4 separate regions of the Homo sapiens genome follow, and all the other regions are linked to region 3. A link is a loop called in an ENCODE intact Hi-C map of the cell type or tissue named here. Cell type or tissue: IMR-90. All regions are shown on one strand.

Evidence for each region. Peaks named below come from ENCODE experiments on the same cell type or tissue, not always from the same donor. Only the 100,000 strongest peaks of a DNase experiment are listed, where the experiment ranks them.
Region 1: it touches region 3 in a loop (4-fold over the local background); 4 of 110 quality-filtered maps call a loop at or near these places.
Region 2: it touches region 3 in a loop (7-fold over the local background); 8 of 110 quality-filtered maps call a loop at or near these places.
Region 4: a loop joins it to region 3, with 2.6 times the contacts of the local background. A loop is called at or near these places in 3 of 110 quality-filtered maps.

What each region holds. Positions count from the first base shown.
Region 1 is chr9:3,238,964-3,243,963 of GRCh38, forward strand. The region is part of intron 15 of RFX3 (regulatory factor X3); the gene reads right to left. Among named protein-coding and RNA genes, the nearest start is that of LINC01231, 60 kb to the left of the region's middle. In IMR-90, a CTCF peak has its summit at 1,896 (motif pointing right); a DNase peak (open chromatin) is centred at 1,918.
Region 2 is chr9:4,078,653-4,083,652 of GRCh38, forward strand. All of the region lies in intron 4 of GLIS3 (GLIS family zinc finger 3), which reads right to left. Among named protein-coding and RNA genes, the nearest start is that of GLIS3-AS1, 180 kb to the left of the region's middle. In IMR-90, a CTCF peak has its summit at 3,114; a DNase peak (open chromatin) is centred at 3,049; H3K27ac peaks cover 333 bases.
Region 3 is chr9:3,729,892-3,734,891 of GRCh38, forward strand. No RefSeq gene overlaps it. Among named protein-coding and RNA genes, the nearest start is that of RFX3-DT, 64 kb to the left of the region's middle. In IMR-90, a CTCF peak has its summit at 2,898; a DNase peak (open chromatin) is centred at 2,900; H3K4me3 peaks cover 227 bases; H3K27ac peaks cover 156 bases.
Region 4 is chr9:3,904,075-3,909,074 of GRCh38, forward strand. All of the region lies in intron 6 of GLIS3 (GLIS family zinc finger 3), which reads right to left. Among named protein-coding and RNA genes, the nearest start is that of GLIS3-AS1, 7.9 kb to the left of the region's middle. In IMR-90, no CTCF peak of the experiment used is centred here; a DNase peak (open chromatin) is centred at 2,887; H3K27ac peaks cover 683 bases.

The DNA of each region.
Region 1 (5,000 bases), 490 kb before region 3:
CCAGCCTGGGCAACAAGAGCAAAATTCCATCTCAAAGAAAAAAAAAAAAAACAGAGATAATAAAACTGATTCAAAAAAGGTAGGTAATGGCAGCTATTCTGGATGTTTTTGATGGTGAAAAGAAACATCTTGAAATTTCAATATAAGGAGTCCAGAGCATTATTATTTTCCTTAAATGTCTCCCAAACAAGAACCAAATAAATCAAAGCATTCTGCATTTAGCACTGATACATGGTTTTGCAAGCGAGGAAAAGGTTGCTGACTTTAATTTCTAGTTTTATAATATTTGCAAGGATTAACAACATTCCATTTGGTAAAACCTTGTGTTCCTTGGTTACTTTTCTTTGTATGTGTATGTGTACTTTTCTATGTATCTTTAAATAGTTTTTATTGAAACCTGCTAAGAAGGCCAAGATCTCTGGCAGTTTGCTCCACACGTGGGCAAATCCTGCCCGCAGTGGCTGTTGGTCTTGCTGTTGTGGGCTAGACAGCTATCCTGGCAATGTGTGCTACTGGCCAATCTGTAAACAGGGCAGCATGATTCTAACTGTTCCGGCTTTTCTGCCTGCCTTGGGGACATAGCAACAGGTGTACCTAATTGTGTTTAAATGTCTAAGACACACTTACAAGTGAGTGTGCAGGCGGTGAAGTGTTCAGATTACAATATTGGCCTTAGTTGCCTTTGAAGAGAAAAGTAGCCTCAAAAACAGGAGCATTTAACACCACCATTAAGGCCAAAGCAAGAGGGGCCTTTGGCCCAAGACCCACACTATGGAGAACTCTGCTTTGTGTTTTCCATTGCCAGTCCCTTTCCTACAGTGTAAGGAGTCCACAGAGCCAGCTGGATGTGACTTCTTGGAGCCTGTGCTTCCCTCCCTCCTCCCATACCACCTCTTCTTATCTGAGACCCTAGAATTCCCTGCCCCGTGGCTCTGAGTTCCCTTCCAGGCCCTGGCAGTTCTCTTCTCCAACTCTACCATTCAGAGGCATGAAGAGACAGCCAAAAAGGGGCAGCTGTTTGCAAAAGGTAGACAAAACTTGAAGACTGGGCTGAGGTGTCCACAAATCTGAGCACAAAGCTGTTCATAATATAAGATGGGGAGTGATGAAGCAGTCTAGGGCCAGAGGCTGGCGACACGGGCTGGCTATGTCTATGTCAATATTTTCTGGTATGGAACTCAGGGGAGACAGAATTTCAAATCCAAACTCAGCCTTCCAAGTTGTTATCAAGACATATTTGTCAAGGTAGGTGGATAGAACAGATTTTATTTATAGTCTGATTCATAACTTTTAAAATATTTAGACACATGGTATCCTGGGCCCTGTAAATTGCAGGGTTGGGCCAGGCAGCATATCCTTTATGCAAGTAAAACTATTGGGGAAATAGAACGAACCTTGCTCCTAATTTAACACTGGCTCCCCTTGAAAACACCTATATTATTTAATAGGAAAGCATAGCATTAATTTATTCTATCAGAGGACTATATCTTAATTTTGATTATACCACTTCTCTTTTCTGGAAATCATTAACTGGAGAGACAATCAGAGTGGCAGTGTAGAAACATGTTCCCTTTGTACTAAGAAAACCTTCACAACAAGCATCAATCAGGTTTGAAGTGCTTGTATTATCATCACATAAGGCCCATATTCTTGCAGAGAATCTCTAATTTTTATGACATTTTATGGTAGTATATTTTATACAAGGATGGTATAAAGAAAGAAAACAATTCCTGTGAGTTTAGGAATTTGCCTATCCCAAACAAGAGTTATTTATTTATCAGGGGGGCCAGCAACCACTATCTTCACCTGTGGTTGAGAGCAAAACCACCATAAAGACAGTGTCAAAGCCAAGAGCCACTTGGGCTAGGCACAGGATGACAGAGTGTGGCAAAGTGGCCAGTAGGTGGCACCGTCATGCTTACTCTATGCCAGGGAATCTTTTTCTCTGGTTGGGTCTGCCCAAATAGCTGCAGTGCTACCTGACAAACTCTTTACTAAACAAATAACTTAGCGGTGGACTTTGCTGAAGAGGACTGTGTGCTGAGATTTCTTTCCTGATGTCTACAGTGACCATTTTAGTCCTTGAAATATTTTAAAAAGTCTTCAACTTCTATTTTGGTTTATTTCCCCACTTCTAAGCTCTTTAGGGAAATTGCTGTCGTAAGCACCCACAAAAGTCCAACTTCATAGTATTTCTCTGAAATAGTATTGACAGGCACTTTCTAAGGAGAAGGTACACTTTTTGGTCTAGGAGTTTTTTGTTTTTTTTTTTTTTGCCCAGAGTAAAGAAATCTAATGTATCAATCATGAAATCCAAGAAGACGTCCTATCAATTGGTAGTCTGTCCTTTGTACTTCCTTCCTTGAGTATTTTTAGGGTACCTATTGCATGATTATGTTTAGATCACAGTTATAAGCAAATTTTCTCCATTCCCTGAAGAGGATGAGAGGAGAGGTTATAGCCCAGAGCCAGCAGGGAAGAAAGCCACGCATAGGAAGCTAATGAGCAGGGATCCCAGAGAGAAAGAACCGCAGCCCTGGGCTGCTGAGTCAACAGATTCCTTTCTCAAATCCAAGAAGAGAAATGAACAGAATGACAAACCAGGAACAAGGAAGAAAAAATGGGACACGGAGCCAATTCTCTGGAACTTTGGGGTCACTTCTATAATTTATTTTCAAGTTGTCAGAAATTGTGCTAATGTAGATGAGCAGATTTACAACTAAAACCAAACTACGACTTCTTTAAAAAAATGTTTGATTTAGGTCTGGTCTCAGGATGGGTGTACAGGAGCTGTAGGGTGTAATTTGTTCTTTTCCGGCAGATTTAGTTTTCCAAATGCAATTTGCTTAGACTAATATTCCATTTAGTTTTCATATTCTAAATATCTACTAACAAAAAGTGCAAGGGGAAAAGATGGCAAGCGTATTAAGAGGCATCCTGTAAGGCAGAGGAAAAAAAACTCTGAAACAAAGTAATAAAAACTTTTAAGCTAGGCACCTGGCTTGTGATTGTCAGAGAGAAAATGTGTGTCTATGTGTTTGTGTGTTTGGGGGAGTTGCACATAATCCCTATTTTGAAACTATAATAATTTATATGGTGAAAAACTGAAAGATAGATTAAGCCCATCCCATTTGACTATTTGAAGTGAGGCAGTCCTACTTTCTAAAGTTAGTTCTACCACTTGCTAGTTTTGATTTGGGGCAACTTTCAATTTCTCTTTTCCTCACTGGTGAAATAGGGATACTGAGACATCTTTTGCAAGGTTTCAATCAGTATCAAATAAGAATGTAAGACATCTAGAATAGGGATTGGCACAAGGCCTGCCCTCAATTGGAAAAATACTAATATAGTAAATAATAAGCTTCACTCTAAATAACAATCAACAGTATAATTTTTGACAAGTATTCCTTACATTTTCTAAGCCACTACTCTTCCATGATTGTTTTTTTTTTTCCTGCAAACTATCTCGACTTGTGATAATATTCTTTGCTTTTAAAATACTGTTGTAACAAGTCTATTGTTCAACAGGCACATTTAAAGTGTATTCCCTAGTCACACTAGCACAATGCTTGCTAAAATTTGTTTTTCTTTGGTTTGATTTTACTTTAAGCACCAATATTTGTTTACTATGAATGTAATTCTACTTCCACCAAATGGAATTCTTTCACTGAGCTTTTATCCCAAAAGCTTACATGTTCAATTATTATTGCTCTTCTTCAGTTTCTAGGTTTTGAAGATTTTTTTCCTTCCAAAAAAATTAACTGAGTATATCAATTTTGATGAATCCAAGACATTTTTCTTTTGATGTTAAATTGTTACAGGTTAAATTTTTCTCTATTACTGAAATATTATCTTTTCTATATTGATATTCGCAATTGAACACTTAAAGACTCTACTGGTTTCTCTTTATTTGAAAATGGCTAAAGAGGTGGCTTAGACATAATATTAAGTATAATTAAATTATGATTAAAAGAATTGATATATTTAATAGATTATTAAAAGGTTTGTAACAAAATCATTTTATGAAGCAATCAAAATTTCAAAGATTCAGTGAATATATTAATGGACTATGTATGTTTTAAAGAGATAAAGCAGAAAGATTCTAAACAGCCATAACATTTGAATAAAAGGACATTTTTCTGCTCAATTTGTCTGGTCAGAGTTGTATGGAAAGCTTTATGATTTTTAAAATTGTTTATTTAACAGGTATGTAAACAGATGCAACTCATTTATTTTATTTTATTCTTACTCTTAAAATTTCACCACTGCCAGAAAGCTTGTGGACAAATTTATAATATTTAAATGAAAATTTAAAAATTATATAAATTTTAGCAATAAATAAATTGTTTCCTTTTTATCATTTAGGCAAAAAAAAAAAACTCTAGAATTGCATATGCTTTAAATAATTTACTAGGCAGTATTAATGTAGTAGCATACTGACATTTACAGGAAAACTTCTTGGGACTGTGAAGCTGTTTCCAGCTTAGGGGAGTCCATTGTATAGCAGTCTTTATTTCAAAACACCAACAACATTTATAACATTGAAATGACAGCATTAAAGTCAATTTAAAAGTAATAGTTTGTATGCTTGTATATATCTTGTTTATATGTAAAACGGGTTGTTCTTTCCTGCCTGCCTGCTCAAATAATGTAAGTAATGTTAATTTTAAAACTCAGTAAAACTGAGTTCACATTATTGAAAAGATACATTCATTGTTCTTAAGTCACCTTAAAAGGAAAGTCTTTTTGCTTGCTTATGAAACTATTTAACTGACACCTTTTCCAAAGCAAGCACCTGTAAAGGCAAAACAAATACCCAGCAAAGTTTGTGACTATTTTGCAGGTTTGCCCTTGAAATTGTTCCTACTCCAATCCTACTCCAATCTGTAGCAGGTCATAAGCATGGCAGATTAACAGCAAGGACTTTGGTGCCAGACTGCGTGGTTTCAGAACCTGATTTCACAATTTAGTGGTTGTGTGACCTTGGGCAAGTTACTTTT
Region 2 (5,000 bases), 350 kb after region 3:
TGCTGCCATTCCTGCTGTTAGGTTAAGGACAGGTCAGCATTTTTCACTATAATCCCCCTTCTTTCAGAGGTTTCTAACATGGCTATAAAACTCTGCCCTAGCTTAAAGTTTGGCATGAAAGTTTTGGCTCCAGGCTGTCCTTTCTTTCAGTGAAACTACTATGAATGTGTTTAGCTACTTTAGAACTCAGAGAGGGCATTGGATCATCAGAATAAGAGAAGTCTGTGCTTTGAAATGCCTCCCCTCTGTCCCCCGCCCCACCCCACAACATCAGAAAAATGATTAAGCTACCTTTTCTTAAAAACAAATGTTTTCCAGGTCTTTGGCTGAAAATACAGCCTTCCTTCTTTAGGAAACTGCTAAATAGAACCAAACTCTTCCAAGGTAAAACAGCTTAATGCAAACAAGATATTTCATACTAAAGGAGGGTTTCCTGCACTCACATTCTACTGTGGTTTGGTTTCAGCTTGTATCATCATTACCTTCTCTGATTCCCTGAAATAGGGTCCCATTGCTTTTGGAGTAAATTCCAAACATTTAAATTTTGCACAGATGACATTTATGCCTTGCACATACTCAACAATAGTCAACATGGGTGGTAAGTGAAAGGTATTAGAATTATTCCCTCTTTGCAAATTAAAAGATTGAAGCCCAAAGAGTCTCACAGGCTTAAGATCCTAGTCAAAGGCAAACTAGGAAAAAGACTGTCTTGTACTTCCTCTGAGAGGTATGCTGCCTCCTTAAACTGCAGGATTTGCAAGCCATAGCGAAGAAAGCAAAAAGGGAGCCCACCACCTGAAAGCCTCTACAAGTCTGGGGCAGTTCATCCCACTGATAAGATTCTCACCTGCATGTCCAGCAATGTTCCTGTCATCAGCGGAGGTCAGAGCAGTTTCAAAGTCCGCATTCTGTTCCTCTGCCTTTGGGATGCCGTTAAAGTCACAACCAGAGGAATGCCTTTATCCCCAAGCATGTCCCCAGTGCTGGGAAGAGCATGGCTATGGAGCCAGAGAAACCTAGCTTAAAATTCTACTTTTAAATCCACTCAAAATAAGGAAAGGCCTTCTTTTCTACCTTTGAAAGATGGATGTGAAAAAAAAAAAAAAAGAAAAAAGAAAACCTACCTGAAACAGGTTGCTGTAATCATTCAAAGCACCCAACACCCAACATGTAAGAGAAATTCAATGAATCAGAGCTACTGATAAGTAAACATCAACACTGCTCTCTCAAAATTTAAAAAAAAGGGAAGAAAATAGAAGAAATAAGAAAAAGGTAGTTATTTAACAGACACTTGTTGAAAAAAGAAAGGATACTCTGAATACTCTCCTCCTTAAGGGTGGAAAATATGCACAATGATTTAAGAAGGTGACATACAGGATCCATTTGGAAAATGCTATTGTAAAAGTGTTTGTGCAGGAATCTGCCTGCTTGTCAAATTCAATGACTAACTATATTGGAACCCCCCTGGCTTTATGACTGGGTTGAAAACCGTGTGCTGTGGTTCCTATACTATCCTTTCTTCCAATTCTAAGACACCTGACATATTAGTTTTCCCATTTATTTTTCCAGCATTCTTGCATTCGTAAGCATTTCCTGAGCACCCACCATGTCTCAGGTATTGTGCTAGGCACTAGAGACACAGAGGTAAGTGCCAGAGCTCAGATTAGGGTGAGGCATGATGTATTCCCCATAGGTGAATCATTTAAGGGGGCTCCAAAAACTCAGTAATCAGGATAAAAAAACATTTTGATGCAGTATTTAAAATAATCAACATTAGTACAAAAAAATGCATGATGAACAAATTATCAAAATTTTAAATAAAGACAAGATGATTTAATACTGCCCTGTTGTGCCATACTGGAGCTAAGGGAAAGGATAAATCACTAATGTGTATTCTACCCCATTTAAAATTTTGATATTTTGTTCACCAAGGATTTTAAAAATTAATACTGATTAAATATTACATTAAAATATTATTTACCTTTATTATTGAGCTTTTGGCACCCCCTTAGATTTCTGACACTAATCCTGGCCCTGAGTAGGACATATTTTGTAGTTGGCTGAAAACTGAAATACTAATGTCAACAAAAGAGAGAAGTCTAGGGGCATTAAAATACATTACAAATATCAAAGAAAGATAAAGTGAGGGGGCAGATAACGCAAGGCTCTTCAGTGGCAATACCTGCAGCCAGGCCTTCCGTTGGATCATCTTGACCCCCGGGCGTACATCGTACAACCTTCACACCCCCTTCACCTCTCAAGGAAACGGTGTTTGAGGTGGGTCTGCTTACCACAGTCCTTGTCAACTTGCAGCAACACAGGGCAACTGATTTCATGAGCAGGGTTTCTACTCCACAGGGCGTTTTTCCAGTCTTGCCTGGCTTGTCCTTGATTACGGCAGTAGAGGGTAGAATCTGCCCCAGAACTGTTTGGCCATTAGCTATTCCTAGGTTACACAATGAGCTTCATATTCAGTGCAGGCCAGGCACTCAAATTCTTGCACATCACTAAGGAATACTGTGCTAGAGGGAAGCATGACTACCAGACAGAGCTGGTACAAAAATGACCCACTTACCTTCTATACAAAGTATTATTAAGCATCTGGACCCTCCTAGCCAGGCCTCTGCAGTCCTTTGTCCTCACCACATTAACCCTTTTTACCCTGTCGCATATACTTACTGCAATGGCAGAGGCTGCCAGCTGTGTAGTAAATTAGACTACATTTCCCAGCCTCCCTTGCACCTACATTTGGCCATGTACCTGGGTTTTGGCCAATGGGATGTGAGGAGAGCCACTTACCCGCTGTCAGTCCTCTCATGAGGAATCCTCATTTTCTTTGCTCTTTATCTGGCTAAATGGAGAAAACACTGTGGACCCCCACGATACTGGAACCTAAGGTGGATGGAGCCTGGGTCCCTGGATAAACACGTGTAAAGCCCTCCCAACTAGTTGGAAATATATTTTGATTGTGCTAAGCCACTGTGATTTGGAGGGACTGTAATAGCAACCAGCCTATCGTGACTAATACATTTCCCCAACTAGACTATAAACTCCTCACTGCCAGACTCTGAATCGGATGCATCTCTGTTTTCTCAACAGTGAGCTGCACTGCAGTACAATTCTATCATAAATTAGCCACCATAATTTCCCTCCAGAAGCCATTATATACAAGCAATTCTACAATCATTACCAAGAAAATGACTAATGGTAAATTGTTCTCCTTTTTGTATTCTCAAACTTGAAAATGAAGGCAAAATACTCCTAGAAGCCACTGTTCATTATGATCACTAAATAGAAAAATTCATGCTTCTTAAATGCCATTTCATATGCATAATCAGCTAATAATCTAAACATAAACAAACATCCAAAGACAGAGGACAGAATCGGAATGGGAGCCCCAGACACATAACTTGAGTTTTCCTCTGGAAAGATTTCTAATGCACTATGGTGTCTTAGGATATGTTTGTGCTCTGTGCATATCACAGTTGACATCTTGTCAAAACCAAGGGAAATAATTGCATCTCCGAGTAAGAGCATCATGCAGGCAGCAATTTAAATGTGGCACTGCTTATCAGCACCAATTTACTAACATTTTACTGTATATAACTATGTGTGGTAGAAGAAAAACTTCTACATCCTTACCAAGATTCAGGCATAAAAACAAAATCTGTTACACTTCCAGTTCAAAAGAAGATAGAACGAAGGAAAGGGAAATAAAATGAGAAGCTGTGTTTCTTCCCCTAAGAAATAAACTTTTAAAGAAATTTAAGTCCTAAACATTACATCTTCATTTGAAATGGGGTGGGCAAGATATAAGCCATTTTGCTCAGGTCTTGAGGGAGAAGAAAAACAACCTATCTTATGAGACTATTAAGCTAACACCTCAGCAAGCTGCAGGCATGCTTCTCATTTATTACACGAAGCTGAAATCTTCTGACAGTCCATAATTATGTGCTGAGAACTCTAATGAATAACTCTGCATCAGAAGGATTCACGAAACTTTGATCAGTGTCCCGGGAGGCAGTGGGTCAAGATGAACCCTGAAATCTGATTAACTTCACCATCTTATCTAACATTCTACAAACACTGCTTTGTAACTCTCCACTCTTTACTTGCATATTCTGGAAACACAATTTTGTCAGACATACTAAAGTAGTTCTAAAAATTGTTCATATTCACTTTCGAAACAGACTTAAGATGGAGTTTGTACCATTTCCCATACATATTTTTCGACACCTCTTTTTGTTCCAAGGCCCATGGTCATAAAAAAGTTATGTTTTGGGGCTCAATGCTATTTTAGATGGGTAACTAGCTGTAATTTAGTACCTTGTTCTCTGCAAGTGCCAAAGTTTTTAGAAGACCTAGGTCTGAAGTGGTGACATGTTTAAACTGAGTTATCCACAAACCCTTTTCTCTGTTCCCTTTGGGTTTGAGATATATAAATAAGGGAACAGAAATTTGATTTAATTGAAGCTGAATCATCTGAAAATGGAATAGAACTCATGCCTGTGGTTTCATCCACAATTTGGTTCAAGTGGTGTGTGTGTTTATGTGTGTTTAATGAAAACACAGTTGTCTTGTGGACCCTCTTACTAGAATTTGGGCAGCAATAGAGCACAAAACATGTGCCACTACTCCTCATCATTGCACCAAAGCAGACATCACTAATCAATACCCTACTCTTTTCACTGAGCCTGGCAGTCCATAATCCTTACCACAGCCCTCTAGGTAGCTGCTACTAGATACATGGAATTTAAATACTAGGTGAAATGCAGCTCCCAGCCTTGAATTTGTCCTGTTACTAATGAATGTTTGAAGTGGAGAAGATGTTGCCATTTATGTTGTTCAATTCTCCCATTCTATGGGTAAAAATACCTGAGAAATTGAAACATTAATTTACTTTCCATAGGTCATACAGCCAATCTATAGGTAGGAACTTTTTAGTTAAAATCGGAGTTATTTTTTATGTTCCTTCTTGGTATGATTTATACCACTGAAGA
Region 3 (5,000 bases):
CAAGAAAGGCTAAAGAATTTGCCCAAAGTTACACAGCTATAGAGGGCAGAGATGGGTTGCAAAATTAAGTCTTCAGATTCCCAATGCTTTTTCCATTAAATCTTGCTACCTTTCCATTAAATTTGTTGGTTTCTATGGATTCAAAACTGGGAAACAAACCTTGATCAGGTTACTAAGAACCTCATATCATGTCCAGCTGATCTTTTGAAAGGAAGGATTCATTGAATCTGGGGTGAATAGTCCTATGTTGTATTTGGTGGCTTAGAGCCCATGACTTTTAGTTTGAAGGCATTTGGACATATCTTCCAACACTTTATACACAGATACTTTTCTGCCTCAGTGGCATACTGGAGAGCCTTTTCTTTTCTTTTAGAGACAGAGTCTCACTGTTGCTCAGGCCAGAATGCTGTGGTGTAATTATGGCTCACTAACCTCGAACTCCTGGGCTCAAGAAATTCTCTGTCTCAGCCTCCTGAGTATCTAGGACTACAGGTGCATGCCACCATATCTGGCTAATTTAAAATGTTTTTGTAGAGATGGGGTCTTGCTCTGTTACACAGGGTGGTCTTCAACACCTGGCTTCAAGTGATCTTCCTGCCTCAGACTCCAAAAGCACTGGGATGACAGGCATGACCAACACACCCAGCCCCAAGAGACTTTTTAATGCTACATTTACTCAATTGGGATATGTACTTCATATAGAAATGAAAGATGAGCGAACTTCAAACATGAGATAAAGATTTCAAAATGTGTCATATCCGGGTTAAAAGTCTCAGAAAATACTTGTAACAATGAGACACACAGTGCATAAATTCTTAGTAATTTGTTTGTCCTTCAGCCACATGGTGGGACACATACCTAATCACACCAATAATAGTATCATGACATACCTTTCACATTATAATGTGCTATATATAATGCTATAACTTGTCATTAAAACATGCAATGAAGTAATAAACACAAATGGACTTTGTGGTTAGAATCAAAACTACTTTTTCTAATTTGAAAAAGAAACTGAAAATTGTATAAATGTTCCTCCAAATTGAGTTGTTTCTTAAATTCTTATTAACGTTTCATTATATCCCCTCTTCACTTCATTTCCTAATTTAACAATTTACTCGATACTCCCAAGGGTGACATGGCTGTCCTCTATAAAGGCACAGAATGTTCAACATGCCCCAAAGAAGGCAGAGTGATGGAAAGGACAGACAGCTAGACTGGGAAGAAACAGATCTGTGTTTAGTTGTGCTGTATTAGAAACATCACCCAATTCTAGGTTTCAGTTTTCTCATGTTCAAACTAAGTGGAGGAATTAAACTAAACAACTTCTAAGATACTTTCCACCTTTGAAATTTTAGACCTCTGGCTTTTGATTAAATTTCCTGAATGCCAACCTCCTCATCCAGAAGGACTATGCTGAAGGCCACATAAGAAAGTGATGACTTATGTTTACTTGAGCCCCTGTAATCCCAGTGGAGAGACTGAGATGCCTACCCATGAAGCTGAAGCACATATTTGGAATACGTAATGCTTTGTATTTCTTTAAAAATTTAATTTAGTTCATTTTTAAAGAGATTTTATTAGTCCATTTTCTGCTGTTTTAACAGAATATCACAGGCTGGGTAATTCATTTTAAAAAAGAAGTTGATTTGGCTCACAGCTCTGGAGGCTAGGAAGTCCAATAGCATGGCCCCAGCATCTGGTGAGGGCCTTCCCATGCATCATCCGTGGCAGAAGGCATTATGTGGTGAGCAAGTGCATGAGGTGGAGAGAAAATGGGGGCCAAACTTACCCTTTGATCAGGACCCCACTTCTGAGATAACTAATCCACTCCTGTAACAGCATTAATCCATTCACCAGGCAGAGCCCTCATGACCTCATCACTTCTCAAAGGCCCCACTCCCCAATACCATTTTATTGGAAATTAAATGTCAGCATGGGTTTTGGAGGGAACATTCAAACCATAGCAGAGAAAAAAGGCACTCCTTAGTCTGTGGTGATTAAAAAGGGTGAAGGGAGCAGGAATAAACTCAGCAATTCAGCACCCTGCGTACACCAATCTGAGAGATATAAAAAATATTTCCTGTTCAGGCAACAAAAACTTAAAAGCCAATAGTTATGGTACGCAAATAACTGATAAGCTAAACTGTATTAACAGTATAAACTGTTTTGTATTCCACTCTATATAACTTTACCAGGTAGGTTCCATTCTGGATTATTACAAATAGGGATTTGACATTTCTTTTATAATTGGACGCCTGGGGTGTACAATAAAAATATTTCAGTCTCTGCACCTCCCCTCTCTGCTTCCTTCTTTTACAATGGCAAATTTCCCTTCTCTTCTACAAGCTGACAAAATACAGCCTGCTTTCTGGCTCGCATGTACCACATGCTGGTCACACACAGCTGTTTACAAAAATGCAGACTTTTGCTGCCTAGAAGAGTATTTTACCCGGTACTCAGCAGTTATAGACAAGTGATTATCTTTAAACTCTGATCTTAAATTTGAGTGATGTAAGATGGTTGATTTATTCTTTATAATTATTCCATAAAAATAATAAATAGATACCTAATCTGAAAGATAGTTACAGATCTTGCTTTATGGAGGTCACTGAATTCTTCAGTGTTCCATGAATAACACTGTTCGGGTCTAAGAGGTCACAGCACAAATAGAAAGTAGTGTTGGATACACATTTCTTAGTCTCTACCAACAGAGATCACCAACATGAGAATTGTTCAGAAGGATAACGATGCCTCAAGTATGTAAGGTATGTCTGTAATACAAATGAAACAGGCATTTGGGGGAGAAAAAACCTTTTGCCTTACTCGAGAGAGGAGCCATTCCAGAGGCTTGCCTGCACGGAAGTCTGTGGCTCTAGCTGCATTTCAATGCAGTGCTTAGTTTATTCACCAGGGGTCATCAAAGGTCTGGATTTTCTTTGTCTACTTGTTGACTCATATGTACTCTCTATATACACTCAAGAACCACTGGATTCTTTAGAATTGTGCATCAGGAGATGTGGCTTGCTTTCCTTCTCCCCACCACTCCAGGCCCACCCCCAGCACTTACTCTTTATAGATTTCTACCAGCACACTGCAGCAAGCAAGTCCATTAGATGCATCACAGAAATGCCTTTTCTAACTAAACTAACTTATTTAAAAAAAAAGAGAGAGAGGAAACATGGTATCTAATTAGGTTTTTAAAAAATAATCATTTTCCAAAGTTAGAAAGTGAAAGGCTTTTCACACTATTGTTTTCTAGATTCATGAACCAAATTGCATGCTTGGAAAACAAATGGGTCACGGTTCACTTCTGTTAGATTTCACTTAGTAACGGGTCACAGAGGGCCAGATCAGGTCACCAGATGAACCAGTTAACACTAGGCTGGGACTTTTTAGTCCCTGTTGAGCAAGTAAATAATGAAAGTTTTCAATGAAGATTTTGTTTCTGGCACGGGTAGGATCTCATGGGTCTTGGTGAACCTGATGTCTGGATTGAATACCACCTTTTGTGCAGCCCGCAGTTCCTATCTCAGTTTTCTGTGAAGCACCCTTAAATACCTTTAGTACATAGCTATTGCAAGTAGTTTGATACTTTCTTACCTCTATCCTCTGAATAAACCAGATTGCATCCTTTGAAAGCTCAAAAGTGAGACATATTTCAGCCACAACGAGGAGTGGATTCAGCTTATAGCTTCTTCCCAGGGGAACATAGCTTCTATTTATGAATCAGTGGTATTGAGAGGTGACAACCTGCTGACAGCCCTCGCAGCCCTCGCTCGCTTTCGGCGCCTCCTCGGCCTTGGCGCCCACTCTGGCCCCGCTCGAGGAGCCCTCCAGCCCGCCGCTGCACTGACGGAGCCCCTTTCTGGGCTGGCCAAGGCCGGAGCCTGCTCCCTCAGCTTGCAGGGAGGTGTGGAGGGAGACGCGCAGGCCGGAACCGGGGCTGCGCGCGGCGCTTGCGGGCCAGCGCGAGTTCCGGGTGGGCGTGGGCTCAGCGGGCCCGCACTCGGAGCAGCCGACCAGCCGGCAATCCCCGGGCAGTGAGGGGCTTAGCACCTGGGCCAGCAGCTGCTGTGCTCAATTTCTCGCCCGGCCTTAGCTGCTTCCCTGCGGGGCAGGGCTCGGGACCTGCAGCCCGCCATGCCTGAGCCTCCCCCCACTCCGTGGGCTCCTGTGCGGCCGGAGTCTCCCCGACGAGCGCCGCCCCCTACTCCACGGCGCCCAGTCCCATCGACCGCCCAAGGGCTGAGGAGCGCGGGCACACGGCGCGGGACTGGCAGGCAGCTCCACCTGCGGCTGAGTGCGGGATCCACTGGGTGAAGCCAGCTGGGCTCCTGAGTCTGGTGGGGACTTGGAGAACCTTTATGTCTAGCTAAAGGATTGTAAATACACCAATCGGCACTCTGTATCTAGCTCAAGGTTTGCAAACACACCAATCGGCACCCCGTGTCTAGCTCAGGGGTTGTGAATGCACCAGTGGACACTGTATCTAGCTACTCTGGTGGGGAGGTGGCAAACTTTGTGTCTAGCTCGGGGATTGTAAATGCACCAGTCAGCACCCTGTCAAAACGGACCAATCAGCTCTCTGTAAAATGGACCAATCAGCAGGATGTGGGGGGGGGTGGGCGGGGCCAGATAAGAGAATAAAAGCAGGCTGCCCGAGCCAGCAGTGGCAATCCCCTCAGGTCTTCCTTCGCTGTGTGGAAGCTTTGTTCTTTCGCTCTTTGCAGGAACTCTTGCTGCTGCTCGCTCTTTGGGTCCACGCTGCCTTTAGGAGCTGTAACACTCACGGCGAAGGTCCGCAGCTTCACTCCTGAGCCAGCGAGACCACGAGCCCACCGGGAGGAAAGAACAACTCCAGACGCGCCGCCTTAAGAGCTGTAACACTCACCGTGAAGGTCCGCAGCTTCACTCCTGAGCCGGCGAGACCACGAACCCACCAGAAGGAAGAAACTCCAAAGACGTTCAAACATCAGAAGGAACAAACTCCGGACACG
Region 4 (5,000 bases), 170 kb after region 3:
TCCCCTTCTTTGAGAGCCCATATGAGCTGTGAGGTGTGACTACTGTGCTGGTTAGTTTTAGGTGTTAACGTGCTAGACTTTAGTATCCAGTTATTCAATCACTCATCTAGGTGTGTGACTGCTGTACTGTGGAATTCTCTTGATGGGCTTAACATCTACAGTCAGTTGACTTTAAAAACAGAAGATTATCCCCTACAATCTGGGCAAGACTCATCCAATCAGTGAAAAGCCTGAAGAGCAAAAGAAACTAAAGTTTCACTAAAAAAAGAATAAATTCTGCCTCTGGAATGCAGCATCAGTTCTTGCCCAAGAGTTTTCGGCCTGCCCTACAAATTTCTGACTTGTCAGCCCCCATAATCTCAGAAGCCAATTTCTTGAAATTATTATCTCTCTCCACACTCCTACACACATAATATATAGATATTTATCTTGGTGAGTCTCTTTTTCTGGAGAACCCTGACTGATACAGATACTATTACAATGTGCTTTAAAACCACTACCATATGACCGTTTGTTTCAGGTCAGGAAGGAGAAAGCATCGTGCGGTTGAATCCCACAGAAAAGGGCTGGATGTGCATAGTCAACAGGAAGCACTTTTAAACACTGCATTTCAATTAAATAAATATACACCAATCTCTACAGTGTGTTGGATACTGTGTGCCTCACAACTCTATGGAGTACATACTATTGTGACTTCCACTGTAGAGATGAGAAATCTAAAATAAATTACACAGCTACTAAATGTCAGGCTTGGATTTCGGTGTGTTAGAGGGAATCCCAAATTATGCTCTCAGACATTACATTATACTGGCTCATAAAACAGCCCACCCCCAACTTTCTCCTTGTGTCCACACCACACTACACTGCACAGGCTAACACAGTTTCTCTTCCTCTTATGACTCTTTTTTTTTTTTTTGAGACGGAGTCTTGCTCTGTCTCCCAGGCCGGAGTGCAGTGGCGCGATCTCGGCTCACTGCAAGCTCTGCCTCCCAGGTTCATGCCATTCTCCTGCCTCAGCCTCCCGAGTAGCTGGGACTATAGGCGCCTGCCGCCACGCCCGGTTAAATTTTTTTCTTTTTTTTTTTTTTGCTATTTTTAGTAGAGATGGGGTTTCACCATGTTAGCTAGGATAGTCTTGATCTCCTGACCTTGTGATCCGTCCGCCTCGGCCTCCCAAAGTGCTGGGATTACAGGCATGAGCCACTGAGCCCCGCCTGACTCTTTGATATTCTAGCCGGAAGCCTGTCATTCAGAGCTTGTTCTAGGAGGGAAAGAACCTGGGTAGCCAAGTTCTCTGGAAAAGTCTCTAGCATACCTTATCACCACTGTGTATATTCTGACACCATGCCCTTTAGGGAAAGCGGTCTTTGTTGGAGTAGAGATTGAAGCAATAAAACAGAATGGACCACTTCTGTTTGGTTTTCACTGTCCCCTCCCCTGCAGGTTTGTCACTTGGTTGCATCCTGGCCTAGTAACATGAATGCCTGCAATTGACAAAAATAAAGCATGGTGCTCATCATTCCTCACCATTTGCATCCTAAGCACACACACAGTGGTCCCAGGGCCCCGTCTCCTTTCCCTTGACGATCACCCCTGGTTCTCAGGATGGGGCACTGTCATGGTAACTTTCTGATCCTGAATGAGATGATCTTGACCCAGGGAGTCACTGAACTCAGTATCCCTTGCTAAGACAGGATACCTCCCTTTACTCTTTCTCCTGATTCTGACTTCCTTCCCTTTCTCTTCCTCTTCCCCATTCTTCCACTGTCATTTTTTTGGTCCTCACTCCTTCCAGAGAGCTCAGTCATACTCTGTAGGGATGATGCACACCTCTATCTACATGCTCCCCACATGCTATTCTAGATGTGGAGGTCAGGGAAGGCCTCTGTAGACTGGACATTCTGGGCTGAAACCTGAATGAAGCGATGGAGCAAGATATGGAGAAAGGCATGAAATCTACCGAGGAAACAAACTGATGGGTTCTGAAAACAGTCATTGGAGAGGAGTGAGCAAGGGAGCAAGAGGAAGGGTGCAGGATGCAGGGCTGGACAAATTGCCAGAGGTCAGATCATGTGAGGCCTTCAAGCACATGAAGATTCCGTATTTGCTTTCCTTGTAATGGTGAACCACTGGAAGTGTGTAAGCAGGAAACAAAGTGGTTTATCTTATAAAAGATTCACTCTGATTACTGTGCAGAATACCGGAAGAGGACAAGTGTGTCTGGTTAGGGGCTATTACAACAATCTGGATGAAAGATGCCAACGGCTTGAGGGAACCAGAGGGGGTGAGAAGTGGTCCAGCTGAATTGCTCGACCTTCAAAAGTGCTCTTTCGAAGGTCGAGCTGAATTCACTGTGTAATATGAGAGAAACACAGGAGCCAAGCATGGCCTTAAGTTTTGGCCCGAGGAACAGCAAAGGAGATCACAGAAGGAGCAGGTTGGAGGTAAATCAGCAATTTGGTTTTGAATGTGTTAACACTGAGATGACTCCTGGACATCCAGGCGGAGAGAACCTGCAGGTACCTGCACACAGAGGGTGGGTTCACAGAGCACGATGGGGCCGGACCACGAATACCAACTCCTTGCTGCATTTCTGCCTCAGGCTCTCGTCTCTCACCAATCCATCCTGTGATATCAAATGGACTCTCCTAAAATTGAGTTTATCGTGCTATACTCAAGGTACAAATATCTTCATGTACTGCTTAACACGCAAGTCTCAAAAGGCTAAGACATTAAGCACCTCCATACTGTGACTGTACCACGTACCATAAATGCATATTTCCCTGGGTCCTGAAAAGAGCCTATCTCACTGTCTGCAAACTTCCCACGTAGCATACTATTCATTCTTCCTGCCCGGAACGGACTCCCTCCTCCTAATGTAACTCCTCCAAGATCCTGTTTATGACTCACCTCCTGAATGAAACCTCCCCTGACCAGACCAGTCCACACTGGGCCTCTCAGGGTACAAGAAGAACTGCAGAATCCACTTTCAACACTCCCCTGACCAGACCAGTCCACACTGCGCCTCTCAGGGTACAAGAAGAACTGCAGAATCCACTTTCAACACTCCTGTGATTGGACATGTGCACTGGGGCTTTGTTTCTTGTTATAAATTTAATCTGTACAATTGTGTTGGTCAGTCCACGAGGGCTAGGCTGACTGCCTCTTAATCTTTTAAAACTCCACAGCAGCCAGCAGTGTGGGACCAGCATCATGGTAAATCATTTAATCACTAACTGCCGATTGGATTTCTAAGAAGGAGCCACAATTCTTTATGTAAAGGAAGCTACAATCTCCTAGTTAGTGAATATGTCTAAAATAGACAACGTGATCCTTTCGTAATTTACTTTCCTAATGGAGAATTTTCAAAGATTACAGGTGATATAAATGTGGCAGAAACTACTGATGCCCCACCCAGCGCCCCTCTGATCCCTTCGATTAGCAATGTGCTGCCGCCCCTCAGCTTTGGTGTGTCCGTGCCCCAGTTTCTGTGTACTTTAGAGCCAATGGCTAGCATCCTCCACCCCCCAAACACACACACACACACACAGACACACACACACACACACACACACACACACTACTAAACAGTGCTCCTTTGCCTCAAAGTGAGACAAATGCTGAGACGTTATGTTCCAGAGCTCCCTGTGGGATTGGGCTAGGCTGAGACTACCTGAATTGGCACCCATGCCTTGCTTTTTCCCCTTTCCCCATCCTCTCCTGAGTTCTCTTGCAAGTGCGTCCTTCATAAATCACATGCACCTGAATCCTTGGCTCACAGTGGGCTTGTGGGGAAGGCATTCTAAACTTACTCTGATTTGGTTCAAGAATGTCGAGAGGCAATCAGCAGCACTTAAAAAGATGCTCTGATGAGATTCATTCATTTCTCTCCTGTACCTGCTTTGCCAACTTTGTACAGCAGGAGTATGGAAAGTAGATGTTTAATGAAAGTGGGGTGTTCTGAACCATCCCGGATAATACCAAAAGCCTAAGTGTGGAGACTAAATTAAAACTAAGACCTTAATTTGCCAGAACAATAAGGACTGAAAGGGGCTTCAGATGTCACTGTGTCCAAACCTCCATCTTATGCCCAACTTCCCTGACAGCAACCTGTAAGTGGCTTGTCAGTCTTTGCTGCTTGTTACTGTATAGTAAGGGGCAACGTCCTCATCTTGGTTGTTAGCTGCAATTTTAGACAGCTCCAGTTGTCAAAAAGACTTTTTGTACATTGAGTCCTAATCTAACCCTCAGAAACTATTAGAATTGCTTGAATCCTTTTATTCTTACACCTGCAGGAAGGCTCATGGACATAGACTTGTGACAACTCCAAGGCTCGGAAACCAATTTGTGAGCCTCTGAGTGTTAGTGATTCTGATCTTCAAGGAACTATTTTAGGGCTTAATTTCCCAACCTATCCAGTTGCAAGTAAACAAGTTGGCTCCTTCATTTTTATACAATCTCCCATTATGAAATATTTGTTTAAAATGATAGTTTTTCAACCTTACTAGTGAAATCACCTATCAAGGTTTGACAAGGTTACTGCATGCCGAAATTTGAGCTGCTTCCCTAACAATGCGGGGATTTTTTTCTAATCTATAAAAACAAGGCACCATCAATTGTGATTTGTATTTGTTTTTTTTTTTTTTTTTTTTTTGTACAGGATTATTCTGTTAATGTTTATAAGCCCTTGTAACAAGAGATGGAAATTTTACTCCCGTCATTTTCTCATTTCAGATATGACTGAATAATCGTCCAAGATTAAGTGAGTCAAGTGGAAATAATTAGGAAAGGGAAAAAGGCCCAGATTCTTCAATTTTCAGTTCCATTACATTTTATTCTAGGAGCAAAGGCATTCTGTTAGTCTGAAGCAAGACACACTTCCAAAGAAAACGAGGCACAATCAAAGGCCTTTTGTTTTCCCTGTCTCCAATGAGCACAGTCCATCTGGGCCACGCATGTTTATGCATCACCTTGTAGGGATCCCTTTGTTCTCCAGAAAT